Linked DNA regions of Homo sapiens: region 1 is linked to region 2. The links are chromatin loops, found by intact Hi-C in ENCODE. Cell type or tissue: ascending aorta. All regions are shown on one strand. Each heading gives the region's core, and the rest is flanking DNA. Links, peaks and the distances in the headings are about the cores only.

The links. Peaks named below come from ENCODE experiments on the same cell type or tissue, not always from the same donor. Only the 100,000 strongest peaks of a DNase experiment are listed, where the experiment ranks them.
Region 1: it touches region 2 in a loop (3-fold over the local background); 2 of 110 quality-filtered maps call a loop at or near these places.

The regions. Positions count from the first base shown.
Region 1 is chr3:148,574,096-148,589,819 of GRCh38, forward strand. No RefSeq gene overlaps it. Among named protein-coding and RNA genes, the nearest start is that of AGTR1, 120 kb to the right of the region's middle. In ascending aorta, for the core only: no CTCF peak of the experiment used is centred there; a DNase peak (open chromatin) is centred at 8,286; H3K27ac peaks cover 793 bases.
Region 2 is chr3:148,644,478-148,660,201 of GRCh38, forward strand. No RefSeq gene overlaps it. Among named protein-coding and RNA genes, the nearest start is that of AGTR1, 46 kb to the right of the region's middle. In ascending aorta, for the core only: no CTCF peak of the experiment used is centred there; no DNase peak of the experiment used is centred there.

The sequences.
Region 1 (15,724 bases), core at 7,189-9,688, 70 kb before region 2:
ACTTCCTCCTGGACAATGGCGGGGCTTTCTCAGTGTTAATCTCCTGTCCCAGACAGCTGTCCTCAAGATCCATTACCATCCAAGGAATTCTGGGACAGCCTGTAACCAGTTATTTCTCCCACCTCCTCCATTGTAATTGGGGGACTTTGCTGTTTTCACATGCTTTTCTTGTTATACCTGAAAGTCCCACACCCTTATTAGGGAGGGACATATTAGCCAAAGATGGAGCTATTATCTACATGAATATGGGGAACAAGTTACCCATTTGTTGTCCCCTACTTGAGGAGGGAATCAACCCTGAAGTCTGGGCATTGGAAGGACACTTTGGAAGGGCAAAAAATGCCTGCCTAGTCCAAATCAGGCTAAAAGACTCCACCACTTTTCCTTATCAAAGGCAATATCCCTTAAGGCCTGAAGCTCATGAAGGATTACTGGATATTGTTAAACATTTAAAAGCTCAAGGTTTAGTAAGGAAATGCAGCAGTCCCTGCCACACCCCAATTCTAGGATACAAAAACCAAATGGTCAGTGGAAACTAGTGCAAGATCTTAGACTCATCAAGCAGGCAGTAATTCCTTTATATCCAATTGTACCCAACCCCTATACCCTGCTGTCTCAAATACCAGAGGAAGCAGAATGGTTCACTGTTCTGGACCTCAAGGATGCCTTCTTTTGTATTCCCCTGCATTCTGACTCCCAGTTTCTCTTTGCCTTTGAGGATCCCACATGTCCCAACTTACACGGACGGTCTTGCCCCAAGGGTTTAGGGATAGCCTTCATCTGTTTGGTCAGGTACTGGCCCAAGATCTAGGCCACTTCTCCAGTCCAGGCACTCTGGTCCTTCAGTATGTGGATGATTTACTTTTGGCTATCAGTTCAAAAGCCTCATGCCAGCAGGCTACTCTAGATCTCTTGAACTTACTAGCTAATCAAGGGTACAAGGTGTCTAGGTCAAAGACCCAGCTTTGCCTAGAGCAGGTCAAATATCTAGGCCTAATCTTAGCCAGAGATGCCCTCAGCAAGGAATGAATACAGCCTATATGGGCTTATCCTCACCCTAAAACATTAAAACAGTTTCAGGGGTTCCTTGGAATCACTGGCTTTTGCCGACTATGGATCCCTGGATACAGCAAGATAGTGAGGTCCCTCTATATTCTAATCAAGGACACCCAGAGGGCAAATACTCATCTAGTAGAATGGGAAACCAGGAACAGAAATAGCCTTCAAAACCTTAAAGCATGTCCTAGTAGAAGCTCCAGCTTTAAGCCTTCCCACAGGACAAAACTTCTCTTTATACATCACAGAGAGAGCAGGGATAGTTCTTGGAGTCCTTAGTCAGACTTGCAGGACAACCCAACAACCAGTGTCACACCTAAGTAAGGAAATTGATGTAGTAGCAAAAGGCTGGCCTCACTGTTTACAGGTAGTTGCGGTGGTGGCCGTCTTAGTGTCAGAGGTTATCAAAATAATACAAGGAAAGGATCTCACTGTCTGGACTACTCATGATGTAAATGGCATACTAGGTGCCAAAGGAAGTTTATGGCTATCAGACAACTGCCTGCTTAGATACCAGGCACTACTCCCTGAGGGACTGGTGCTTAAAATACGCACGTGTGTGGCCCTTAACATTGCCACTTTTCTCCCAGAGGATGGGAACCAATCGAGTATAACTGCCAACAAATCATAGTCCAGACTTATGTCACCCAAGATGATCTCTTAGAAGTCCCCTTAGCTAATCCTGGCCTTAACCTATATACTGATGGAAGTTCATTTGTGGAGAATGGGATATGAAGGGCAGGTTATGTGATGTAACCATAGTTAGTGATGTAACCATACTTGAAAGTAAGCCTCTTCCCCCAGGGACCAGCACCCAGTTAGCAGAACTAGTGGCATTTACCTGAGCCTTAGAACTAGGAAAGGGAAGAAGAATAAATGCATATACAGAGAGCAAGTAGGCTTATCTAATCTTATACGCTCATGCTGCAATATGGAAAAAAGGAGAGTTTCTAACCTCTGGGGGAGCCCCCATTAAATATCACAAGGAAATCATGGAATTATTGCATACAGTGCAAAAACCCAAGGAGGTGGCAGTCTTACACTGCTGAAGCCATCAAAAAGGGGAAGGAGAGGGGAGAACAGCAGCATAAGCAGCTGGCAGAGGCAGGGAAAGACCAGCAGAAAGGAGAGAGAGAGGAAGAGACAGACAAAGAGGAAGTCAGAAAGACAGAGATAAAGGAGTCAAAGAGAAAGAAAAAGAGATGGAATTAGTAAAGAAAAAACAGCATACTCTATTCCTTTAAAAGCCAGGGTAAGTTTAAAACCTATAATTGATAATTGAAGGTCTTCTCCATGACCCTATAACACTCCAATACCACCTTGTTGTCAGCGCAAACAAGGGCACAGCCCAAAAGCACTGAGGCCACTGACAGCCCGCAGCCTTCCCATCAAAAATCCTTAACCCAGCAGGTTTCCTAACAGTGGATCTAAATCTTAATTAATTACCATACCAAGGTCCTACCAGATCTAGGAGGAACTCACTTCAGGACAGGACGGATAGATGGTTCCTCTCAGGTGATTAAGGGAAAAAGACACAATGGGTATTCAGTAAGTGATAAGGAAACTCTTGTAGAAGCAGAGTTAGGAAAATTGCCTAATAATTGTTCTGCTCAAATGTGTGAGCTGTTTGCACTTAGCCAAACCTTAAAAGTACTTACAGAATCAGGAAGGAGCCATCTATACCAATTCTAGTTAATATGGACTGAACAAGGTCTTATTAATAGCAAAGAATAATTGAAATCCCAAATTTACAAGGTTTTCAACAAAAGTGCAGTTTGCCAAAAGTTCAGTGTAGCATGTATTATCCTACTACCACACACCCTCAAAGAATTTCTCAGACAGTTTGCAAGAAATAACGAAATCTATCCTTACTCTACAATCCCAAATAGACTCTTTGGCAGCAGTGACTCTCCAAAACCACCGAGGCCTAGACCTCCTCACTGCTGAGAAAGGAGGACTCTGCACCTTCTTAGGGGAAAAGTATTGCTTTTACACTAACCAGTCAGGGATAGTAAGAGATGCTGCCCAGCATTTACGGGAAAAGGCTTCTGAAATCAGACAATGCCTTTCAAACTCTTATACCAACCTCTGGAGTTGGGCAACATGGCTTCTCCCCTTTCTAGGTCCTGTGACAGCCATCTTGCTATTACTCATCTTCGGGCCCTGTATTTTTAACCTCCTTGTCAAATTTGTTTCCTCTAGTATCAAGGCCATCAAGCTACAGATGGTCTTACAAATGGAACCCCAAATGAGCTCAACTAACAACTTCTACCGAGGACCACTGGACCGACGGGCTGGCCCTTTAACTGGCCTAAAGAATTCCCCTCTGGAGGACACTACAACTGCAGGGCCCCTTCTTCACCCCTATCCAGCAGGAAGTAGCTAGAGCAGTCATCCCCCAATTCCTATCAGCAGTTGGGCTGTCCTGTTTAGAGGGGGGATTGACAGGTGAAGCCAGCTGGACTTCCTGGGTCAAGTGGGGACTTGGAGAACTTTTCTGTCTAGCTAAAGGTTTGTAAATGCACCAATCAGCACTCTGTAAAAATGCACCAATCAGCACTCTGTGTCTAGCTAAAGGTTTGTAAACGTGCCAATCAGCACTCTGTAAAAATGCACCAATCAGCACTCTGTGTCTAGCTAAAGGTTTGTAAACGCACCAATCAGCACTCTGTAAAAATGCACCAATCAGCACTTTGTGTCTAGCTAAAGGTTTGTAAATGCATGAATCAACACTCTGTAAAAATGGACCAATCAGCACCCTGTAAAATGGATCTATCAGCAGGACGTGGGTGGGGCCAAATAAGGGAATAAAAGTTGGCCACCCAAGCCAGCAGCAGCAACCTGCTGGGGTCCCCTTCCACACTGTGGAAGATTTGCTCTTTTGCTCTTCACAATAAATCTTGCTGCTGCTCACTCTTTGGGTCCACACTACCTTTAAAAGCTCTAACACTCACTGTGAAGGTCTACGGCTTCACACCTGAAGTCAGCGAGACCACAAATCCACCAGGAGGAGCAAACAACTCCAGATACACCACCTTTAAGAGCTGTAACACTCACTGCAAAGGTCTGTGGCTTCACTCCTGAAGTCAAGAGAGACCACGAACCCACCGGAAGGAGGAAACTCCAGACACATCTGAACATCTGAAGGAACAAACTCTGGACACACCATCTTTAAGAACTGTAACACTCACCGTGAGGGTCTGTGGCTTCATTCTTGAAGTCAGTGAGACCAAGAGCCCACTGGAAGGAATCAATTCCAGACAGACACAGTGTAGCCTCTGGGAAACTACCACATGCTCATGACAGAATAAGAGTGAAAATGGCCAATAATATTTCAGTATAATTTTGAGAAAAGTTTTGATCCTGTGGACCAACTGAAAATGTCTCAAGGACTCCTCAGAGTGCCCAGCCACACTTTGAAAACTACCAACCTAAGAGTTATTTTAGAAAATCATTGATACACTCAAAGTCATAGAAAACAACACATAAAATCATTTCAAGAAGAACAAATAGTTGCCATAAATGTAAACAGCACTAGGTATGTAAGCTCCAAAACTAAGCTTATCCTATTTGCAGACAACATGATTTTTCACATAGGAAATCTCAAGGAATCTACTAAGAAAAACTTCCTAGAACTATAAAGTTAATTGGTCAAGGTTGTAGAGTACAAGAGCAACACAAACTATGAATCTGATCTCTATATGCCAACAACAAACACATGGAAATCAAAATTAAAAACACAGTGTCATTTATATTAACTTCAAAGAAAATTAAATACTTAGGTAGAAACCAACAAAACATATACAGTATCTGCATGCTGAATACAAAATGCTGTTGAAAAAAAATCAAAGACCTACATAGAGAGACATTGTGTACATGGATTGGAAGACACAACATAGAAAAGGTGTTCATTCTCCTGAAATTGAGCTATAGGTTTAATGTAATTCCTATCAAACTCCTAGCAAAGGTTTTCATAAACATAGTTAATCTTATTCTAGAATATATATGAAAGGGTAAAGGGCTTACATTAGCTAAAACCATTTAAAAAAACAATAAATTACAAGGAATCACTCTACTCAACATTGAGGCTGACTATAGAGCCATAGGACTCAAGCCTGATATTTGCTGAGGAATAGATTAGTGGAACAGAATAGAAAAGCTAGAAATAGTTCACACAAATATGCCCAAGTGGTTTTTGACAAAACTAAAAACCAATTCAATGAAGGCATTGTTATCTTTTCAGCAATTGGTGCTGGAGAAATTAGATATGCATAAGCAAAACAAAACAAAAATAAATAAAACAAATAAACAAAAAACCACAAAGTACCTTGACCTAAACCTCACACCTTATATAAAAAAAAAAAAAAAATAGATCATGACCTTAAATGTAAATTTGAAACTCTAAAGCTTTTAGAAGAAAACAAAGGACAAAATCTTCAGATATGAAGAGTAGGCAAAATTCTTAGACTTGACACCAAAAACAGGATCATAAGAGGAAAAATTAATAAACTATAGTTCATCAAACTAAAGACAGTGCTCTGTGAAAGACTATGTTAAGAAGACACATAAAAGAAGCTAGAAGAAAACCTAGGCATTACCATTCAGGACATAGGCATGGGCAAGGACTTCATGTCTAAAACACCAAAAGCAATGGCAACAAAAGCCAAAATTGACAAATGGGATCTAATTAAACTAAAGAGCTTCTGCACAGCAAAAGAAACTACCATCAGAGTGAACAGGCAACCTACAAAATGGGAGAAAATTTTCACAACCTACTCAGCTGACAAAGGGCTAATATCCAGAATCTACAATGAACTCAAACAAATTTACAAGAAAAAAACAAACAACCCCATCAAAAAGTGGGCGAAGGACATGAACAGATACTTCTCAAAAGAAGACATTTATGCAGCCAAAAAACACATGAAAAAATGCTCACCATCATTGGCCATCAGAGAAATGCAAATCAAAACCACAGTGAGATACCATCTCACACCAGTTAGAATGGCAATCATTAAAAAGTCAGGAAACAACAGGTGCTGGAGAGGATGTGGAGAAATAGGAACACTTTTACACTGTTGGTGGGACTGTAAACTAGTTCAACCCTTGTGGAAGTCAGTGTGGCGATTCCTCAGGGATCTAGAACTAGAAATACCATTTGACCCAGCCATCTCATTACTGGGTATATACCCAAAGGACTATAAATCATGCTGCCATAAAGACACATGCACACGTATGTTTATTGCGGCACTATTCACAATAGCAAAGACTTGGAACCAACCCAAATGTCCAATAATGATAGACTGGATTAAGAAAATGTGGCACATATACACCATGGAATACTATGCAGCCATAAAAAATGATGAGTTCATGTCCTTTGTAGGGACATGGATGAAACTGGAAATCATCATTCTCAGTAAACTACTGCAAGAACAAAAAACCAAACACCGCATATTCCCACTCATAGGTGGGAACTGAACAATGAGAACGCATGGACACAGGAAGGGGAACATCACACTCTGGGGACTGTGGTGGGGTGGGGGGAGGGGGGAGGGATAGCATTAGGAGATATACCTAATGCTAAATGACGAGTTAATGGGTGCAGCACACCAAGATGGCACATGTATACATATGTAACTAATCTGCACATTGTGCACATGTACCCTAAAACTTAAAGTATAATAATAATAAAATTAAATTAAATTAAAAAAAGAAGCTATAAACTGAGAGCTAACCTATCTGACAAAGGACTTGTAACCAGAATACATAAAGAACTTTCAAAACTCAATATTTTTTTAAAAATCAACAATTCAATTATAAAATAGGCAAAAGACACTTCACGAAAGAGGATATACAGATAGAAAATAAGTGCAAAAAAGATGTTCAACATCAGTAGCCATTAAGGTAGTGCAAATTTAAGCCACAATGAGATATCACTATACAACTTCAGAATGGCTAAAATAAAAAAAATATAACAATACCAAATATAAGTGAGGATGCAGAGAAACTAGATAACTTATACATTGCTTGTAGAAATGTAAAATGGTAGAGCCATTCCAAAAAATGGTTTGGAAGATTTTCCAAAACTACACATGAATTTACTGTATAACCTAGCGATTGTGTTATCAAATATTTATGCCACAAAAATGGAAATTAATGTTCATACAAAAAACTATATGTAAATGTTCATAGCAGCTCTATTTGTAATAGCCCAAAACTGGAAACAACCCAGATATCCTTCAATGAGTTAATGGCCAAACAGATTATGGTACATTCATAACATGTATTGCTACTCGACAATGAAAAGGAACAAACTGTTTTTTTCTATTTTTAAAAGATAAGATCTCACTCTCTTGTCCATGCTGGAATGAAGTGGCATGATCGTAGCCCACTGCTGCAGTCTCAACCTCCTAGGCTCAAGGGATCCTCCCACCTCAGCCTCCAGAGTTGCTGGAACTACAGCATGTAACACCATGCCTGGCTAATTTTTATTATTATTATTTTTAGTAGAGATGTGGTCTCCCTATGATGCTCAAGCTGGTCTCAAAAAAAAAAAAAATACTATTGATACACCAACAACTTGGATTTATCTCAAGAGAATTACACTGAATGGAAAAGCCAATTTCACAAAATTACATTCTGTATGATTCTATTTATATTGTTCTTGGAATAACATAATTATGGAAACTTAGACTGGATTTGTGGTTGCCAAATGTTAGGGGTGGAGAAAATGGGGATGGGTGTACTTATAAAGTGGCATGAGACAGCCTTGTGGTGATGGAACATCTCTGTATTTTGATTGTCATAGTGTTTGCACAAATCTACACAAGTGATAAAATTGCATAGAACCACACACACACACAAATGGGTGCATGTCAAACTGATGAAACCTGAATAAGCTCTGTGGGTTATAAGCCATGTTAATTTACTGGTTTTGGTATTATACTATAGTTGTGCAATATGTTATTATAATTGAAGGAAATTGAGTGAAAAATACATGGGACCTCCCTGTACATTTTTGCCTCTTCCTGTGAATCTATAATTGTTGTGAAATAGCCTAAAAAAAAAAAAAACTGAGCCCAATATATGACCTCAAAATAGAGACCAAGTAAAACACATCTGAAAGGAAAAAAGTGCTCAGAGTTTGTGAATAGCTAAATAAATGGGTCATGTTATGATTGCACAGACCTCTACAGTTAAAGTCCAGTGTGCCAAGCCAAGAATAAAACACCATCACCAGCCAAGGATAAAACATCATCAACAACCACCAGCACAGAGGGACTGAGTAAACTCCTAACCAGAACATGAGCATATAACTCATTATTTTGATTCAATTCCTTTGGCAGCTATCATCCTAGCCTACCGGAGGAACTCTTCTCTAACTTCAAAAGGTTTGTACTAATTTTAAACTGATCCAATCACACAATTATGCATTCATAATTTCCAGGTCAAACTCTGATATCACCACTTAACATAATCAAAATAGCAAATGTTCTTAAATCGAAAGGTCTGATGTCTTAAAGTTTATCATTCATTCAAATGTGTTGTTACTATGATAGCTAAAGTCATGAAAAAAACTGTTATATAAAAAATTTAAATGTTGAAGACCAACTTCAATTTCAATAAAAACAAATATTACTTAAGAAACTATTGCTAGGCCAACTAGCTTATGTTAATAAAAGACTGTATTCTCAAACTGGTAACCTACTGGTTTTAGTAGAATTTCCAGAGATGTAGAATGTGTTCTTACTCCTCAGAAGTAACTGGTTGGGACATGCATTTGAAAAAAAAAATGCATTAAAATCTGTTTTGTTTAAGAGAGATAATATCTAGGAATTAAGCTATTCATTATTTCCTTTTCTTTCTACAAAAGGAGTGTAGAAATGCCAAAATGTCAGGAACTGATCAACAAAATGATATGTTAACCTCAGGAGGACAAAATTAAATTCATGACTTGACTTCTAATTCTTTATTTGACTGGTGTTATGAAAATTGCCAGTCTTTTCTGCAATTGCAATAAAACTCTGTGTTGGCAAGAACTGCTAACTATAATCCACATCAGTTTTCAAAAAGTTTCTTTGAAGTGTTTTAATTCAATGCCATTTAAAGTTTGTATGTTGGTGTTTACACATCAGGTGGCATTTCCATTTCTGCATCTATATATAAGTTATGAGACTGAGAGAGGAGCCACCATAACTAATATATATTAATATATTAACATTAATATAAATTATCAACATCAATATGCTAATATAAATTAATATATCAGAAAAAGTCACTTGTTACAAAATGCCATAGTCTGAGTGCCTTGCCAGGAACCACTATGGTAGAGGGTGTATTTATAATCAGCACACCTTCCATCAGCTTTAACAAGAGTGTTTGAACTTTTTGGCCCTTTAGGCTCTGACTTTGAACACAACACATGTCAACCAAGTTATTCCAAAGTTCCAAGTATGTAAATGCTATAATATAGTGAGAAAGCACATTTCTCCCAAAATCAGTGCAGTTCAACCAAAAACTCATGTGAATATAGCTAACAAAATGCTAGATTACAGAGTAAAGACAAAGGAAAAAAAAGATCTGGCCCTTATCTTGAAAAGTTTACAGGTTTTTGAATTGACAGTCAAAATAAGGGACTACTCAGGAAGCTGAGGCAAGAGAATTGCTTGATGCCAGGAGTTAGAGACCACCAGTCTGAGCTAAAGAGTTGGTCTCCATCTCTAAAAATACATTTTTACAAATTAGCTGGGAGTGGTGGTGAATGCCTGTAGTCCCAGCTATTTGGGAAGATGAAGTAGGAGAATCACTTGAGCTTATGAGTTCAAGGCCGCAATGAGCTATGATTGTGCCACTGTAGTCCAGCCTGGTCAATAGAGAGAGACCCCATCCTCCAAAACAGGAACTGCTAAGCCATGGAATTGCTGCATTGTTAAAGACCTTGGTTTGAATTTCATCTCAAACTCATTTTCATGGCCATCCCTAAAGAACAAATTTCCAAATAGTCAAACACACAAATATCAGAAAGAGAAATTATTAATTTTATTTTACAAAAATTAAGTTAATTTGCATTCAGGGTAATGTGCACAATATTTATAAAATTAAATTTAGATTATCTCAGAAACTTCATGCATTTTTTTGTCACATGCCAACAAAGTTCATCTGTAACTGCCAGACGACAAAAAGCTTTACATGGTGAATTGCTGTGTGCCCAATGCTGCTTATTTTCACTTTCATCGTAAATGAAATGTGATTAGACAAAGTCTCCCCACAGTACTTGAAGGTGAGAGTGAATGCACAATGAGCAAAATAAATGTAGCAGAACATGGGCTTTGAATTCCTAATGGTTGCTTGGCAATAAAATATGTGTATGCAATAGTAATGAAACTGTATTTTTCTTCAGAGCAATGAGATTCCTATCCATGGGGCAAAAAGATATGCATTAAAGTGTCAAGAAACCCATCCTAGGAGCCTTGATAAGGCCCCTTTTCCCATTCCATCAGTCAACCAGGCAGGCTAGGAAACACTGTTCCTGGTCCCCACACCTGACAATGACATCCCATAGCAGGGGCTGGGGTGCAGTGCTGGCTCTCCCAGCAGCAGCACAGTGAGGCTTTCTTTTGGTGTTAAAGCAGAATTCATCATGAAGTATTTGAGTTACCATCCAACAGTCTGGAGATATTTGATTTTGTAATGTCATCAGATTTTTATCCATAAAATATGACTCATTATTTTATAATTGAATTCATCAGGAAATTGTACAATTCTATCGAAATGCATTATTTTCCCCCTTTCTTGGCTAAAGTTTCTTTTTCTTACACAGAAATTAAGAAGGAAGGTAGGAAGGAAACGTGAGTGTTTAACAGTGATGAATGCAAGCATAACTTTGTTCTGAGCTTTTATCAGAAGGCCCAATGGGCCCAACTCCCAGCGTTGACATTGTGAATTTGAGTCATCAGATGATAGTGGGACTTCACACAACCATTTAATTAAATATGGAGAATTTAATACCACTTTGATACTTTCAGGGGTTCCAAATACATCCACAGAAGGAAATGAACCAATAAAGCTGTCCAGATAAAGTTCATTTTTGCTGACAGTATCCAAGCTCTAAAGAACAGACTGTTTTTCTAAATATTCTAGAATGAATATAAATTAGGAAAAGGAAAAAAGTTTTACGAAGAATGTTTGTTTTCATAAAATTTCAGAGTGACCACCACTTCACAGTAGTTTTCAAATAATTGATTTGTTACATAAGGATTTAAAAAATGATAAGTTACACAATATGCCAGTTTGCCTAGCAAATATAGCCCTGTATGTATCCTCTGTAAAAAAAAAAAAAAAAAAAAAAAAAATCACCTCTGCACTTATTCCAAATTGCTTCTTTTAAGAGAACTTCTGATCTCACAGATAAAGCTAGACTAAAAAAAAGTTTTCTTAGAAACAACTAAGGATTCTCTCATCATATGTCTTTGATAAACTAATGAATGTCATTGGTAAAGCTTAAATTTACTTTGCATTAAACTATAGTAGATGGCTATTGAATCAAGAACTAAATATTGTATTGAACTGAATATTTAAAAACATGTTATACTTATCTCAAGATGTAGACATCTTCTAAAAGAGATAAGAACCCGTTTGAAACAATAATAAACAGATAATACAGGCCAGGTGTGGTGGCTCACACCTGTAATCCCAACACTTTGAGAGGTCATGGCGGGAAGAATCCCTTGAGGCGAGGAGTTCAAAACCACCCCAGGCAACAGTGAGATTCCATCTCTACAGAAACAATAACAACACAAACAAAACACAAACAAAACAAACATAATAGAAAAATGTGTCAAGCAGTAAGAAATATGAGAAATGGAGAGGGCTAAATAAACATTAAAATGTAGAAAATAATTTATTTGACCAAGTGTTTGGACCAACATTACAACTGCAGTAGATACAATTAATGCCCTTCCCAGAATCTTTACCTGCCAGATTAATCGTTCCCCAGCTGCTGTGAGTTTTGGCTAGAACAAGAGGAAGACACCTCTCCCAGAGATGTCTGTGTTTGTGGTTATGGAAGCTCCTACCCACTCAGGGGTGCCTGTAGGGAGTAGAGAGGCGGCCCTTAGCCAATAATTGACCAACACAGAAGTACAAAATATAATTTGTCTCAGTGGAACAACTCCTAGGAGCCATTCAAACTCTCTAGAGCTCCACATGGGATCAGGATGAGTCTAGACTTCTGTTAAAAGCATATCCTTTCCTAGGTTTTCCACCTACCTTATTTGGCTTCTGTCATTTCCTAACAGTTTCCTTCTGAGAACATTCCCTCAAAAAAAAAAAATCATTTGCAAGGAATCCTCAATTCAGGCTCTGCAGTAGGGAAACTGACCTAACAATAATCAACCTACTCGATATTTTAGCATAAATATCATGAATTAAAAAATGACTCAGGTAATTTCTAATTTTTTTATAATTTCACTTTTGCTGCAATGAAATGTTGTCTTATGTACTTCTGAGAATCACTGATATCAAATTAGTCAGATAGTATTTGTTGATTGTATTTCTGTTTTTTCAGGGGAAGAAAAACTCTTTTATTTGGAATGAAAATATGTCTTAGAGCCCAACAAAGTTACTACATTATTTTGAACTAATATCTTAAAATTTCCCTTCCTGCTTGATGCTTACACTTTTTATGTTATACAAAATATATGAAGGGGAAATATAAATATGGCTGTATATGGCACAGTTATAAAATGTGTTTCAACAGTCTTAGTGTACTGAACTACCTGTCTTTGAATCATAATTTTGAAAACACAAGTCTTTCATGATTAGTCTTTTATAATTAGTTGATCTACATTAGAACTGTTTCCAATTATTTCTACATTTCAGGATAACTGAACAACTTCTTAAGAAAATGACATAAATTAATATCAATCGTGCAAAATTAATTTCCTTTAATATTCACACAAGAAGATGCATGCAGGTGGATAGGACAGCTAGAAATGCTGGAGGACTGGTTTGTTTATTTTGATTTTGCTTTCTTTTCCATAATGAGCATGTAATCCAATGAGATTGTCTACACAATACAATCAAAATCAATTAAGAACCACGTATTGATTTGTTTTGCCATATTTAACTACATTAAAAGCTTATCACTGTTACCATTTAATGCTTACCAAGTTGTTTTATTGCATATTAAATGCAAAATCTATATTAATATAATTTTGAGACTTCATATTTGGAATTGAGGGGGAAAATAAAGAAAATAAAAGGTTAGATTTCCTCACCAAAGGTCAATTTTGTCTGTCGGTTGAAAGATTCATATAAAATAATTTAAATGATAAAAGTGGCAATTTTTTTGAAAGCAAAAACATATAAGTTCAGTTTAACATTTGTGTGTGTGTGTATACACACATACAGGTGCCCTTATTTACATACATATGCGCTGTGTGCTTGTGTGGGCATAATATATTTCCTGTATCAATCCAGTTTCAGTTGTAAAGGTGCTTACTTGAATAATTTTAAAGCAATTTATTTCTGTTGAATAGATGGAAATGTTAAGATACCATTTCATTTTTCATTGAAAACAGTTATTCAAAAAGATACAATGAAGCAGTAAGAACCCATAGCTCCAGATAGAAACTTAGAAACAGATAACATTTAATAAATTTGGGCCAGGCACGGTGGCTCAGGCCTGTAATCCCAGCACTTTGTGAGGCTGAGGCCGGTGGATCAAGAGGTCAGGAGTTCGAGGTCAGTCTGGCCAACATAGCGAAACCCCATCTCTACTAAAAATAAAAAAATTAGTGGCGTATGGTGGTGTGCACCTATAATCCCAGCTACTCCGGAGACTGAGGCAGGAGAATCGCGTGAACCTGGGAGACAGAGGTTGCAGTGAGCCAAGATAGCACTATTGCACTCCAGCCCGGGCAACAGTGCAAGACCCCATCTCAAAATAATAATAATAATAATTAATACATTTGAAGTGTTTGAAATAAACATATTTAAAAGTTTGACAGTTATGCTGAAAATTCACCAGAGCATGGAGTAGGATGATTAAGGCATGATGAGCTGTAAGATATCAAGAAGCAGACATCTTGACCTCAAGTTCCCTCTATTCTATTTAGGAAGTCAATAAATGTATATGTGTGAAACAATGAGATAATTCAAATAAGATTTCTTCACTTAATGGGTATATATCAGTTACCTATCACCACAATAATGCTGCATAACAAGCAGCAAGAAACCTCAGTGACATAAAACAAGAACTTATTGCTCATACATCAGAGGCAATAATTAGATGGCTCTGCTGATCTTAAATAGCTCACTTATTCATCTGAGGGCTGGCTGGTTTCCAGCTGATCTAGGTTGGCCTTGTCTATGCCCAATCATGTGTCTGAAGTCTAGCTAGCTTACTTACTTATCTATGGGTTGGCTCTATTCCATATGTTTCATCCTCCGTAAGACTAGCTTAGTGTTTTCTTATAGCAATGGCCAAAGAATGAAAATTAGGATGTTCCGTTCAACCACCTGCTATATGAATTCTTCTAACACTCTATTGGCCAAAGGAAGTAACATTGCTGAGCCCAGAGTTCAAGTGAAGGGACACCAAAAAGCTATAAAAAAAAGAACATGGACTCCGAGATGAGGAAAGAATTGAGGCCAATAACTCAGTCCACCACAGTGGGTATTTATTGAATGATTATACTATTGTCAGAACTTGTTGGGGTTAAACTCTTTTAATAATCTTTACTGATATACCAACTTAATGGCAACAGATAGAATGTGTTGCTATATATAGTTATGTGTATATATATATAATATATAAAATGTTGTATATATAATATATAAAATATATATATATATAAAGTTGTAGATTTATACCATTAAATTCCATTCTTTTTCTTTTTGCAGAAATATCATTTGTAAAGGTCAGATTTCTCACTGTTTATAAGATTAGACTTGTTTTAAAGTTTATTTTTATGCTATAAAACTATCACTTTGCTAAATGAAAGGGTAAAAAACAAAATTTTAAGTAACTATAAACTACTTAGGAAGGAAAAATATTTGTCAGTTTCGTAGAACCTACTTACAAAAAAGCAGTTGAATTATTTGTATCTCCTTATTAAATAGTTGCCTGAAAGACTGCAAGTTTTAATCCATTTTTTGTTACTATTGAGATTACTACATGCACTTAAAAATAATAAAACTACATTTTTAAGGTTTTTTTCCAAAACTAAATTTTTCATTTATTAAGATTTTGTCTTTTACTTCTTTGTAATAGAATTAGTGACTTTTTTCAAAATGAACAAAATAAATCATATTTTAAAAATTTAAATAAAATGAGTTATCAATATGAAGCTAAATTTCAAACCAAGATAAATATTTACAACATTGTAATGGTAATTATTCTAGATCTAAGATATTTGAAGCTAATCCAGGACATCAAGTAAAAAGGTCACTTAGGAGGCTACCTGAAGTTACAGAATATGTCAGAAAGATTCCCTGGGCCCAACTGATCCAGGAGAAGCGTTACCTGACCATTGAACTATCAATTGCAGCCCACAAAAGGACATGGATGCTATTTATTATACATCATTTTCTTAAAATATCTTTAACAACAACAATAAGTTATGCATTATTAGAAAATCTTATAAAACAATTTGGTGTATTTACATCT
Region 2 (15,724 bases), core at 7,039-9,538:
CTATTTTAAAATAATTTCTTAATCATTTAATATATTGGTTCAGGTATCTTTTATTTTCAGGGTAAGTGCCTTCCAAGTACAATCCTAAGACCCTATGCCAAAAGGTTTCTGGTGAACTTGCCCCACTAATTTCTAATATATTCCCCAAAATGTCTCAGAATTCAGTTGTGGTGGTTGGAAGGGGACAATGTATATGAATTGAAATTCTGACAATCAATAATCTTCCCCCTCTCTTACTCTTCACCACCTAAGGTATCTACATTTTAAATTTAAATTTCATTCCTTCCTTTATTTACGTCAATTAAATAAGTGATCATTATATTCAAGCAGCTTGACTTTTAAAAGACTTCCTTGATGAACTGATTTATAAAGAGACTAATTGCTCTTTAATAATTACTACAGGACTTGTAGGACTCTTCACTCCCTACTTTATTTCATGTGCAACTATTTTATGATTCATTTTCTAAAATGATCAGCCTCATGTATATGGTCCCCACTGCATCTTTGAATCCCAAGTAGGCAAAAATAGCTATGCATATGATAAAAGAAAGATTTGTACCCTGGAGAAATGTATAAAAATTGTACACTGTAATTGTTTCATGTTTTCTAGAAGAGTACATTCCTATGAAAAAGATAAGTTCATTCGGATATAGTCCCCATTAATTTTCATGTTTTTCAAGCAGATACCATCATTTTCCCTGTTCCGGCATCCCTCCAGGAAGCTGCAAGGACTAGGTTAATAAAATAGCTGTGTCAAATGGTTAGCTACCAGGATATCTCAGGGACTGAAATTCCTTTATAACAAAGTTGGAAATACATTGCAGATACCCTCAGAATTTTGGCAACAGGACAGTCAAATAACAGAGGGTTTGGGGGAATATGGAAAAGGATATCTTCTCAGCCTGGATATGTAGCAAAGCCACACAGGTCTGACAGAGAACATAGAGCCCAATCCATTTGCTATTGAGTCCCTTGACACCCTTCCATTTTGGAGAAGAAGTTGAGGGCCTGGAATAACTGAGCAAAGGCTGCACATACACTTGCATGGCATCCCAAGTGTAGCCTCATGTACACATACATGCTCACACTCATAGCATTTTACCATAATATTACCATTATATGCTTTCACGCATATGAATCTAAATGAGCGTGTTTCACTTGAAAAGACAGAGACATTGGCCTTCTCCCTCTGTTTCTTTTCTTCCTCTACCTTCCCTTCCACATGCTCTTTTGACTCACTCTTCCTCTTCCTTCCCTACTTTTCCCTTCCCTGTCCCTTGCTTTCCCTTCAGGCATGCCTCCCATTTCCCCTTCTTCCACATTCCCTTATCACCGTCTCCCTCTTTAGCTTCTTAGGGGCCTGTAAAGGCAACATCCTGAATATGTGGAAACAGTCTCTGGGCATCTTACATTCATTCTATGGCTAATAAAAATTTATCTTGAAACTTAGGATGGTGTTGGAATAGCAGTATTATCACCTTGAGTCAAAGGTAGAACATGGAGAAGAAATTAGGTGTCCTGGCTCCCCCAGGGCCTCCCAGTCTCCCCCAGACACTAGCTCACCTGCCTCCCTTAAGCTGTGCATCTCAAGCTTTCCCCAACCCAAAGGTAATTGCCTTCCCTGTGGACAGCATGGAGCCTCGGGAAGTGTTGCATTTTACAGTCCAAGTTATACCTGGTTCCGGAGCCAGGCTATGATTTCACACATTTCCATTATTGCTTTATCCCTGAGTCAACACAACATCTTTTTCATCACCTCTTGCTGTTTTAATCAGCATTTCAAGGAAGAGAGAGATGTATAGAGGGCTCCATTTGGAGAAAAGGTAATTTAGCTCAGTGTTGCCTGGGGTCAGGTGAGCCTAAAATGTTCATTTATCACCCGCATAAACTACTGAGATTATTCCACTGAAATATCTATCTGAATGTTTGAAAAATCTGTTAAGAATGAATCCTTGAACATCTGAACTCTGCGCCACTTCTCACATACACAAAAGGAATGCAAGATTTTTTTCTAAAGAATGCCGTTTTTGTTTCAGTTTTTTAGTCATTGTACTGCATGTTCTTTTATAGATCATTCTTATTTCTCTTCTGAGAATAGGAAAATGGGAGACACTTTAAGGGATTTTTTTCAATTAAAATGAGTTGGAGAAACTAAGAAATGTAACACTTCATTAGCAAGCATTTAATTCCCTAGCTTTTTATTTTTAAGGAAATTAAAAAACCGTATGCTCTCTGGTACCATTTGTGTTTTTCAACTGCAGTATACATTATAACATAGAACAGGGAATTTTTTGATAAATATGAGGTATTAACAAAAGACTCCAACCAGAATTACTAACTGTGATTTCTGTCATTTAATGCCAATGAGTGTAAGTTGTTGTTTTTGCTTGAGGAAGCAAAAAGAATGATTAAAAAGCATATATTAGAAACTGCACACACTATGGATGTAATGCTTTAGTGTGCTGGCTTGAAATGGTGGATATCAACTATTCTTCTGTGGTACTTCTAGTAAATAAAAATTTACAATAATGTTTATAATAATGCCCTCTATATTATGAAAGTTTACCCATTCATGAAACATTTTGCTTTAAAATGGCATTTTAAAGATTATAATATGATGCAGTAAATTCTAATGCATTCAAAATGGCAGGAGATAATTTTTTGATTAGTTGAGTGATTTCATACCTATTATATACATACTAGAAAATTTTATACAATTCAATTCCAGTCAAAATACATTTTACTCTATGAAACAACATTTAATCCTTTTATGATGATGCTTCAAAATTCATTTGAAGGTCTGGTAGTATGTCGGTTATTGCTACACACAGCCATTCCCATTGTACAATATATGTGTTTACATTCTACCTACTGGGCATTAACGAAGTATGAACTGTTTGAATTTTGCATTAAGGAAAATTTAACACGAATTCAAATTCAACACAACTGAAAAAGCTGTCTTCGGCCTTTCAGACATCAAACCATTGTTGCAACATAAGGCATGTAAGAAACATCTCCACAAGAAGAACAAAAGCTAAATGTCAAAGACTAATATATTATCCTGGAACTAAATTAATATTGCCACATTCTCTTCTAAAGAGAACAATACAATCCCTATCCTTTTTTTTTTTTTTTTTTTTTTTTTTTTTTTGCTTCCTTTTCTTTCTTCTGGTCCTCAGAAGAGGACCAAAATTCTAGTATATTCTGTCTGCATTTTAATCTTTGAATGTGGCATGTCAACTTTATATATGGTATGATATTCACACATATATGCACATAAAATCACTGTATGTGAACCAGCAAAACTCCTAAACAAAGTAAGCCACTTACACCTGATTTCAAAGCCTTCCTAATCTGGTTCATTGAGACCTCTTTCTTTCCTTTTTTTTTTTTTTTTGTTCTTGAGACGGAGTCTCGCTCTGTCACCCAGGCTGGAGTGCAGTGGTGCGATCTCTGCTCACTGCAAGCCCCGCCTCCCAGGTCCCAGGTTCATGCCATTCTCCTGCCTCAGCCTCCCGAGTAGCTGGGATTACAGGCGCCTGGCACCACGCCCGGCTAATTTTTTGTATTTCAAGTGAGGCTTTCAAAATTACTTTTAATTAAAAAAAAAAAAAAAAAAAAAACAGAGCTCCTTTCCAGGTCTCATTAGTCACAGTTCAACTTTTTGTTTTCTTGTTTTCCTCTTTTCCTTCTTTCTTTTCTTCTTTTCTTTAATTGCCAGGAGAATTTCTACTTTCTATTGACTCAGTCAAAGTCCAGGACCACTGCTAAAGGTTTTAAAATACACATCTAAAAACAGTCACAGGTACCTTATTCAATGTTTCCTGCCTTTATTTCCTTTAAATAAAATAGTTTCCATTTTACAAGTCTAAGCAAATATAATGAGCAATTTGTAAGAAAGGGGTGACAATTTAGAAGCAAAGTATATGCATTTTACATGCTGACTACAAAAAAAGATGGAAATTTAGTCAGAGCTCTTTATCTGCCACTTACTATTCTTAGAATAATGGCTGATAATGATAGAAATCACACTGCCTAACGGCACTATTAACATCTTCCATGTTAGCTCACACTCTATATATGAGGTCTTTTTGTAAATTTGTTAAGTTCTATATGGGTTTTCTATGCAAAAAGAAAGAAAGAAAGAAAAGAAAAAAACAACACGACAATTTGGGGGTTAAATTTATGAGCCACAAACATTCACCAGCTTGCAAATTGCCCTTCATCTTTAGTCTTCTTTTGTTAAAACTAGAAGATCTTGACTTAGTATTCAATTTTTTTACCTAATCTATGAAATTTCTTATGAACCTAGAAAGTCATTAAGCAGTACAATAATCATCAGATGTATTTATCTTTCTAAGCCAATGTGAGGACAAGAAACAGGATGACAGTGATACATATGTCCTTTTAGAGGCGCAATTTCGTAGACTCTGGGTATTAGTCATTCAGCATTGATGTGAATACATGTGCATTTTTATTAAAGATACAAGATATCATGAACAAAATGTCTTAAGTGAAAAGTGGGTTTTTTTTTGGTTGGGGGTAATTTTTGGAAGGACACAATTTATAGAAAGAACACCAATTGAAAAATTGAATCTACAATTAGTTACATAGCTGTTTTCCCTGACGAATATTTGTACCATTTATTTTGGCCAGTTTCTGATTTTTTTATGATGAATCATGGGCCTTTGCAGAAAAAAAAATGCTGAGGTCTCTTGGCCAAGATGATTACAGCTGGAAAGAATGGATTCATTTCTTGAAGATGAAGAAGTTAAAACACAGTTGTCATAACTTGAATTTCAAAAAGGATCTGCTGCCTAAGAGATATGGCATTTTTTGTTTGCTGCAGTTAAATGGTAAACACAAATAATTTGTAGTAGTGGTTCTCAATTTATTGTTTATAAACCATTCTTAATTTAAATCAACAGAATAAGTTCCAACAATGCATTCGTAACTGAGTTCTTGGGAGCTCAGACATATTTTACTGTAGACAAAATGTTATGAAGGTTGTTGAGGCAGCTAAACAAGACCACAAAACTGATTTCATATTGTCCATCACTTTGACATATGTTTATCAAGCACCAATCAGGCACAATCTAATAAACAGGATGTTAATATAATAGATAAGGCCCCTCACCGCAAGAAGCATAGAATTTATAACAAGAATATCCAGGCTTTTCAACAGTCATCTATATGAATGACCAAACAAAAAACAAAAGTTCTGGGAAGATAATTCAAACTGAAGAAAAAGAAAGTCTCTAAACATGTACAATTAAGTATATTGATTATTTGTAATAATCTTCTGTCATTATAAAAATTGATCTAAGCTTGTTTGCATGACACCCACATAGTAGTGAAACAAGTAGAGCTGCAGGCAGATATTTAGGTGCTGTGGGTTTTCCAAGGTTTGTGTTGTCTTAGTTATTGGAGCACGTATATTTCAAAGAAGCTGAAATGTCAGCCTGCCAGGCTGCCCCTGGCCTGCAGAGGAATCAGGGAACAGTGGGAGAAGAAGGGTTTTAGTTAAAGCTACCCATTCCTGACAATATTGGGGTTGCAAGGTAGTTGTGTTTTATGCAATGGATTCATGAATTCCTGAAAGTGTCCCTCATAATTCAAATTGGCATTATTCAAGATTAATTTTCCTAATGGAATAAGTGAAAACTATAGGGAATGCATCTGGCCTGCATAAATCTACATAAATACACAATATTTAGAGTGTATTTTTGCTTAATGTTGCTTTGTTTTCTCAACATTGCCTCTGATATTTTACGGAGTGCTGTCTCCTAAATTGTCACAGCAGTAGTCTGGCCTTCTATGTAGTGTTTTATGACATCTAACTTTGGTTCCAAAGTTATTGACTTTCAGGTGAATTGTCTAGCACTAGTTCTAGCTTCACCACTTAGTGCATGCTCATGATATTGCTAGAGGATATTTTTTAAAATTTCAAAGTATGGTAATTATGAAGCTAAAAGAACAGTAAGATACTGACTAGACCCCTCCCCCTAAGCAGTGCCCATCTATGTGAGACTCTGATTGGCAGCCATTTTTGTTTACCAGCTATAGGAACAGAAATCGTATAGTTTGCAATTCGCTGGGCCTGCAAGCAATGAAATTGTACAAGTCCGGATTCTGTTGTTTTTTGGTTTGGGTTTTAATTTGGAGCATAGGAAAAAAAACTACTGATCTCTATTTCCAGCATAAATACAGACCATGAAAGCAGGGCTTCAGGTGCCTTTTGGTTGTAAGAAAGAGGTGGCAGAAAAGTTTCTACAGGGATGTCACTTGATTTCCAATTTGACATGGCAGTAAGATTTCATTAATTTTTTTAAGTCAGAACATTTTAAATTGTATCATAATTCAAATTCCAGGAGTCCTCACAGAGCAAGTACCCTATTCTAATCCCCATGGTATGGCCTGAGAAATGTGGGTTACACATTTGACTTCCTATGGGGAAAGGGTTGGTCAGAAGAAGAAAAATGTTTGGGCTCTGAAGTCTGATGCGGTTTCAGCAAATGCTCTCACCCAGGCCTCTGCCCAGTGGGCTAAAGCTGAGGCTGACTTACTACTGCAAGTCCAACGTGCCCAGAAACTTGGATCATATAAGGAAGTTAATGGGAACATCAGTCAACTGGATGATAAACATATACATTCAGCACCACCAGGTATAGTCTTTAAGAAGAAAGGTTTAAGAATCTCTTTACATAGGACCAGTTTAGCTTTCTTTGGAGAAAGTGCAATGTTCAAATTAGTATAATAAAAACATTGAATAAAGAGTATTTATAAAAATTATGAAAGTTTTGCAAAGGTGATTTCTAAAAAGAGGTATCCCTAGCAAGTACAGATTTATGACCTAAACTTTTTCTTTGTGTCTTGATTGTGACTGGTGCTCTTTTTTTATCTCTGTTTCTATTTTCAGTAAGTCTTAAATGCTTACCATTATGATACTGCACTCTTTTTCTAAGCTTTATCTTCTATCTACTTGTGAAGTGGACAAACACACATTTCTTGACTTTGTATATGTAATCCCAGTGACATTTGTTAAAATGTTGTTCATAATTCCCTCTACTTAAACTTGATGCTTTTATTAACGTCTCTTGGAATTCTTCAGGGGCCTTACTGCTACGAAAACCTATGCAGAAACTTTGATGTGCCACTGTACCAAGACCCAGAGATTTTTTCTTGTTAAATGTTTTGCAGCATGTGGCTACAGACAGAGCATTCCTTTTGAATTTAGTTTCTAGGATCATTACCTAACATCTCTATTTATAGTGAATTGCATATACAACTTATTTACATATGCGCTTTCTGGTCAGCCAGTTCCCTCAGTTTTATTGCGTCCTTTATGCCTAGCGTGCCCCACCACCATTTTATAATATGCAATTTGTACGTTTTATCACATCAATTCATGTTTCATTTTACAAGCAACTGCTCTATTTATATATTTTAATAATCTTTAATGCTTCTTGTGAGGTTCTACAAGATGCTTTGATAAAGCACAAATTAAAATTTTAGCTGAATTTTTTTATCTCTTCAATATTTTCTATTTTGGCAAAAAAAATACAAAAATGTCTTCTGAAATGTGTTATCTTTGGGGCCTGTGACTCTTTTAACCCCTTTTAATGATGAGAGCATTTTTGGTAAATAACTCTCTTGGATTTTTGTCCAAGACACAGTGCTTTATATAGAATTTGCCACTGGCAAAAAGAATAACCATTGTATTTGGAACATGGCATTTATTATCTAAGTATGTTGGGAATCCCAAGAAAATAAATTCCATAATCATTTGTAACATTTTTGTGTAAAATTTTCTTACAAGATTATTGGTATTCAATTTTTCTTCTGTATTTTAAAATAGTTATAAATTATGTTTTGCCATTTTCCTGGTTTCAATCAAGTATAATTCCATAATGATATTGATTTCTGAGACTTACCATCCTGACATTCTAAACCAGGCCACAAAAACAAAATTACAGATTTTCCCATTTCTAATTTTCATTGTTCTTTTGTCCTCATTTTATTTCATGATTACATTCCTATGTTCTATAATTAAAAGGTAACACTGGGAGATCCTCATTAGACTGTGGACTCCTAGAGGGAAGAGACTCTTGTCTTATTTGTCTTTGTAACTCTGGTATGCTTTTGGAAAATAGTCCTGCTACTAATATATAACATATTTGTCAAATTGGCTTTCGAATGCATTAATATTTTTCTGCAACAGTTTTAGTGCATTTCTAATTTTCTGTCAAATTCATTGCTACCTGCAGGTTCTTCTAATTCTGATCTCCTGTCACATTCTCCATTGTAAAAATCAAATATATTTTGCTATTTTAATTAAACTTTATTATGTGATATATGCTTAAAGTGGAAAAATTAGAAAATACAAAATCAAAATGTCCCTGAAATCCTCACCCAGAGCTAGTCATGATTAATATTTTAGTGAATATAACGCAAGTCTCTTCCTTTTGGGTACAAATACAACAATATATGTTAGCATTATTTTCAAAAATTGGGAGCATATTACGTATTCCATTTTGAAACATCAACAAACACACAACTATAGCATCACTTTTAGTAATGGCATTTTGTTCCACTATAACTATTCATATGATTTATTTTTTTTTAATGTTGTATACTGGCAGCCCATGTCTCAGAGCCCACAAATGCATCTGGTTTTTCCTACACATAATTTTAAAACTTGACAAATTACCTTACAAAAAATGGGCTTGCAGTATCTTTCGATGAATCAAAAACTCTAGCAACATCTCCAGGTAGCAATCACCTGCTAGACCTGCCTGCACAGTTTGCCTCACCTCCTACTTGCCACCATCTCTTTTGTCCCACACGCAGCCTACTTAACTAATTTCGATTACCTTTCATTTGATTCATTACCTTTGGTTAAATAATTCCCTGTTTTGGAGAATTTTTCACTATTACAAAAGCCTTATGATGAATAGCCATTTGTATACATTTATCTTTGCATGTTCTTCTGATTTGTTTTTCTCCTTACAATAAGTTCTTAGGAGTGTCATTGGAGGTTCAAACAGTATTTTAAGTCTTTTGATTCATATCATAAGATTTCTATCCAAATGCGTTAATATTTGTATGCTCCTCCCATCAGAGCCTGTGAGCATTTATTGGCACCTGCTAGCCCTCCTCCCTCTTGTCCTTGTGAGCTGTGCTAATTCAACTTATGTTTTATTGATCTAGAAAAAATGTTTTAAGTGATAATACTCATTGTTGGCAAGTGTGTGGCAGAGACAGAATATACTACGCTTGCATAAGTCAGTACTTCTCTGGCAGATTGCGTGCATTATACGTATTTACATGCCTCACCTCCATTAGATTATATTTTCCAAAACATTGTTAGGGGTAGAATTTTCAGCCCATTCATTTTTTATTAATAATAACACAAAACTATGCCACAAATTTTGTGCCTGCACTTCTGTTTCATTAATCTTTTCATATAACTGAGAAAAGTTAATGAAAAAGGATAAGCTGAGCATATTTTACCATTTTAATCCCTTAACTTAAATCATATTGTGAAGGAAAATGTCACCAAAAACCTCTTCAACTGTTTATCTAAAAATCCAGTTTACACATTTTTGTCCTTTGAGGGAATAATTACTAATTCTGCGGGTTGCGCTGATGTCTACATATCCTAAGCTATTGAAATAGCCTGGCAATAGGAGAGAAGCTAGTGAAGGAAAAGGGTTGTAACCATTAGATTCTGACGTCTTAATATAATTTATGGGAAGCCCATAATTAAGTCCAATTCTGAATTGTCGCTTCTTTTTTTTGTCAAATTTTATTGTAGATTTGGGGGTACATGTGCACATTTGCTACGTGGGTAAATTGCACGTTGCAAAGATTTGGTGTGCAAATTATTTCATCATCCACCTACTGGGCATAGTACCCAGTAATAGATAGTTTTTCAACCCTCAACCTCCTACCACCCTCCCCTGTCAAAGAGGCCCCGGTGTCCACTGTTGCCATGTATACGTAATGTTAAGCTCCCACTTATAAGTGAGAACATGTGGTATTTGGTTTTCTGTTTCTACATTAATTCCCTTGAGTTAATGGTCTCCAGCTGCATCCACGTTGCTGCAAAGAACAAAATGTCATCCTTTTTATGGCTGCATAGTATTCCATTGTGTATACGTACCATATTTTCTTTATCCAGTCTGCTGTTGATGGGCACCTATATTGATTCCATGTCTTTGTTATTATGAATAGGGGTGTGATAAACATGCAAATGCATGTGACTTTCTGGTAGAATAATTTGTTTTCTTTTTAATATTTACCCAGTAATGAGTTTGCTGGGACAAATGGTAGTTCTGTTTTTCCTTTGAGAAATTTCCAAACTGCTTTCCACAGTGGCTGAACTAATTTACACCCTCACTAACAGCGTATAAGGAGTCCCTTTTTTCTGGAACCTCGCCAGCATCTGTTGTTTTTTGAATTTTTAATAATAACAGTTCTGACTGGTGTGAGGTGGTATCTCACGGTGGTTTTGATTGCATTTCTTTCATGATTAGTGATGTTGAGCATTTTTTTTTTTTTTTTTGAGATGGAGTCTCACTCTGTCACAGGCTGGAGTGCAGTGGTACAGTCTCAGCTCACTGCAACCTCCGTCTCCCAGGTTCAAGCAATTCTCCTGCCTCAGCCTCCTGAATAGCTGGGACTACAGGTGTGCACCATCATGCCCAGCTAATTTTTGTATTTTTAGCAGAGATGGGGTTTCACCATATTGGCCAGGATGGTCTCAATCTCTTGACCTCATGATCTTCCCACCTCAGCCTCCCAAAGTGCTGGGATTACAGGTGTGAGCCACCATGCCAGGCCTGAGCCACCAACCCCAGCCGAGCATTCTTTTATGTGGTTGTTGGCCACATATGTGTCTTCTTTTGAGAATTGTCTGCTCATGTTCTTTGCCCGTTTTTTAATGGGCTGTTTGGGGTTTTTGGCTTTTTGATTTGTTTAGATTTCTTATAGATTCTGCATATTAGAACTTGTCAGATGCAGAATTTGCAAATATTTTCTCCCATTCTGTAGGTTGTCTGTTTACTCTGTTGTTAGTTTCCCTTGCTGCACAGTATGCTTTAGTTTTAGGTTTCTAAATAGACAAACAATTTAGGTTTCTAAATAGACAAATAATTAATTTGTCTAGTTTTGTTTTTGTTGGCAATTGCTTCTGAAGACTTCTTGTCATGAAGTATTTGTCAAGGCCTGTGTCCAAAATGGTATTTCCTAGGTTGTTTTCTAGGGCTTTTATAGTTTTAAGTCTTAGATTTAAGTCTTTAACCCACTACTAGCTGATTTTTGTATATGGTGAAAGGAAGGGGCCCAGTTTCAATCTTCTGCATATGCCTAGCCAGTTATCTCAGAACCATTTATTGAATAGCATGTTATTTCCCCACTGCTTATTATGAATTTTCTCAAAGATCAGATGGTTGTAGGTATGTGGCTTTATTTCTGGGTCCTCTAACCTGTTCCATTGGTCTATGTGTCTGTTTTTTGTACCAGTACCATGCTGTTTTAGTTACTGTAGCCTTGTAGTATAGTTTGAGGTGAGGTAGTGTGATTCCTCTGGTGTTGTTCTGTTTGGTTAGATTGCTTTGGCTACTTGGCTCTTTTTTGGTTTGATATGAATTTTAGAATTTTTTTTCTAATTCTGTGAAAAATGACATTGGTAGTTTTTTAGGAATAGTATAGAATTTGCAAATTGCTTTGGGCAGAATGGCCTTATAACAATATTGATTCTTCCTATCCATGAGCATGAAATGCTTTTCCATTTGTTTGTGTCATCTCTACTTTCTTTCAGCAGTGTTTTATAATTCGTGCCATGGAGATCTTTCACCTACCTATTTAGCTCTATTCCCAGATATTTTATTCTTTTTGTGGCTGCTAAATTGTCACTTCCGAGGGACTAGGAGCCCAGAGATATTTTAATGTTTAATTTCACTTCTCATACTCACCTAGACTTATAGATGGTGCTCAATATGCATTTGTTGAATCTAATAAATTAGATTAGAAACCAGTTCTCTTAAAAGTGAAAACTTTTCTTGTATTTTACCCAAATTTCCCCTCAATGACATTTGGGTCTATACCTGCTCATGTGTCCAATCAATTCAGAATCTCATTATTCAAGAAAAGACCTCAGTTTTGTACTGTCAAAAGAAAAGATGTGTTTGAGATAATGTTCTTCAGTTTAAAAAAATTAAAGTTGTTAATAATTAATGTGTTCAAATCATTTTATCAGATATATGTGTATACGATATGATAGCATATAGTATATATATGTATATATATGCATTATCACTTAGGATATGTAGCTGCAGTATATTTTTAGCTTTGGAAGACAGGACTACTTGTAAGAAATTGTGAGAATTAACAAACAAATGGCTCAAAATATCATACACATATGAAAATTCCTAAAGGGAGAAAACTCTCCATTGGCAAAATATGTCTTGGGGAAATTATGGTTTTTTTCTTCCCCTGTAAAATCTTTGAAGCCATGGAAAATTCCAAACAACAGGTGAGAAAACTAAAAAGTAGCCACTTTACTACCATAAGAAGATATTGATGAAAGGTAGTAACGTCAGCATACACTTCAACATTATCAGCAAGGAAACTTTTTTCCCAAGAAATAATAGAAATAGAGATGAAGAAGGGTTATGTTATAAATCATATTTTGAATTGTGAATTTTTTCAGGTGACTAGACTGAAGGGTAGAAGATGCTAAGCCATTTGCCATTTAATCCATTTCATTTAAAGGATCACTAGCTATATTTAATGACATCCAAAAATAAACTCTTCAGATGCTGAAATACTAGACTGGGAAGGCAGGCAGGGGAAGCAGGAAGGTTATTCTGGCTTTATTTCATTTTCTTGAAGGGCAAAGGCGGCTTCTCATTCATAAGAAGAAACTGACCTCAAACTGACAGAAGGTACAAAAAAAAAAAACAACTATACCAGGTCTATGGAACTAGAGTTGACAATTGATACCTATCCACAATAGCAGCAAATTATTTCCTTCTACAGAAATTCAAGACAGAATCCCCACCTCTAATGAAGTTGGAAATTGTAATGGTTATTAATTCGTCTAACTAATGTGAAATTGTATATAGCAAAGTACAAGCAGGGCAAGTACTTGATTTCAAGCAAACGGTTCTTAGTGATTGCATAATACACACTTCAAAGGACCTGAGACTCAACAGGATTTATTTCATTGAACACTTTCAACACCTATTGTAATTCAGCCTTTTTATTCAACAGTAGCTCAAGCACGTTAACATTGTCAAACTGCATAAAAACATTAAGTTCCGAAACTTTCTCCTTGTATTTTTTTATCTTGAATTCACATATGATTATCTTTTTTTTCTTCTTGATTTCAGGTACAAAAATGTCCACATAGATATACCTGTCAAAAATCTACCGTTAGTAATTAGGTAGCTACTACACAGTTGGATGGTTTAGCTAGAATCAGTATATGATATTTTTAAAACAATTTTTTAATGAGATATGGCTGTCTCTCTTACAACACTCTGAATATATCCTATTGCATTTTCTCCTTTCTAGAGCCCCTGTATTCTATCTACTGAAATCTCTGGCTTACTCATGTGGAATGCATTCAGCCTTATTGAGGTGGTAGCTGAATGTCAGAATCAGTAATTATCAGTGGGACACAAGATGGAGACATGACCTGCCAAAGAACATCATATTGTATCACTTATAGTACTTTGTCAAGTTGCAAATATAGAGGATCCTCACTGGAGGTTTGGCATTGATCCCCGTGGCAAGGGTGGATGGGAGCGAACAGCACATCTTGCAGGTTGAAAATTAATTCCACTGCGAATATGTGTCAATCCTTAGAAGTGTTGGTATCAAAAAAATGTTGAGAACTACTCTTCTAAATCCCACCCAACCACCCAGAGATATGCTTACAGCTTTGTTTCTCTTCAAGCACCTGGCATATAAGTGCTTAGAAACTACTGTTAAATAAACAAGTAAGTCAATGCATAAATAATTGAAAGTTTTCACATAATCTGAAAGTTTAAACATTTGCTTTACAGTCTAAAATTCCTGAAGTCATCATTGTGGAACAGATGATTTCACAATAAACACTGATCCTAAACAAAATAACATGAGATCTCTATCAGTGAAATAGTAAAATGAACATTAACTATTCGAAGGCTTAACTAAATGAGGACTCAATTTATTCAGACATCCTAACCTTGTTCCCCCAATAGCCATATCTCCCCTCTCCAAGAGGCCGCATTTGTGTACCTTCTCAAGCCATCATTTCTTTGATGGACCCATACTTGCTCTGGAAAAATCAGGAGCTTCAGGAAGGGTGGAAAGGATAACGATCTTTCTACTATCCATGCTCCCTCTATCAGCCAAGAGTTCCATTCACTTCCTCAGCCCTAATTTCAGACTTTAGTTAAACTGATTAGTGAGAAGTCAGCATGAGTAAAGGAATAAGTAGTTCCCCATGGCTGAGACAGCTAGCTGATCCTTAAACTTGGTGCTCCTCCCTTCCATAATATAAGTGGTTATTGAAAAGTTACTGTCAGTTAGGGTCTACGTTTCCTGACTTTTCTTGCATTTAAGAATGGTCGATGTGACTAGTTCTTGCCGGTGGACTATCAACAGAAGTGAGATGTGTTGCTCCTGTGCTAATAGAGTTTAAACAGAAGAGCCTTCTCCTCACCCCCGCTCTCCTCTTTTGCCAGCTGAATACCAGGGAGACAAAGTCTTAGAGAATAACGGAACCACAAAGTGGAAGAAATCTGGATCCTTGAGTCACTACATGGTGTAGAAGACTGGCACTCACCAGTCAGGAACACTACCACTGGTCTTTTACATGAATAAGAAATAAATTTGTGTTCTGTTAAGTCACTGAAATTTGAGGATGTATTTATGATAGTAGCAACAATTACACTAATGAGTACATTTCTCCACCTATTTACTTGATGCTCCAGTAATAACAACCTACGTGCAATTTCCCGGCTCCACCAGGCAGTTTCATGCCTTCATGTGTTTGCACATGCTGATCCTTCATAATTCTTAATTTTCTCTACCTATTTTCTCTCCTTTCTGGCACTTTTTCCTTCACTGACTCTTACTAATCCTTAAAAACTCAGCTCCTAGGCTTCTGTGAAGCATTACTCTGCCAACAGGCTCCATTCCTGCCATGTACTTTCCTAGTCTGTACATAATTCCACTTTTGCATATGTCACAATATTTTAGGATTCTCGGTTTATAAATATGTCAACCTTACAACATACACATTTGTCATATTTCTACCCTGTAAAGCTTCCAACAGAGTGGTGATACATAAAAGATGATTTATGACTGTATGCTAGGTTCCTATCTCATTAGGATTTTATTTTAAATTAATCTGATCCATGGAGGATTAGAAACTAAGAGTCTGTTAGCCGTTGGAAGATGGTGACAGCAATGAAAGAGAGGAATCCTGGTGTGTGCTGCTAATTACTCTAGAATAACAGCAATGCAAGCTTGCAAATAAAGCAAGGAAAACACGTGCACTTCTATAGGTTAACAATTTCGGCAGAAGTTCAAAGGAAACAGAGATCCTGATGTAGGGGACGAGCCCAATTTTAAGTTTCAACATTTCAACATAAGACTTTGGTTCAACATATGGCTCAACATAAGACCTTTATTGCATGTAGTATTTATATTTTAATATAAATGAATT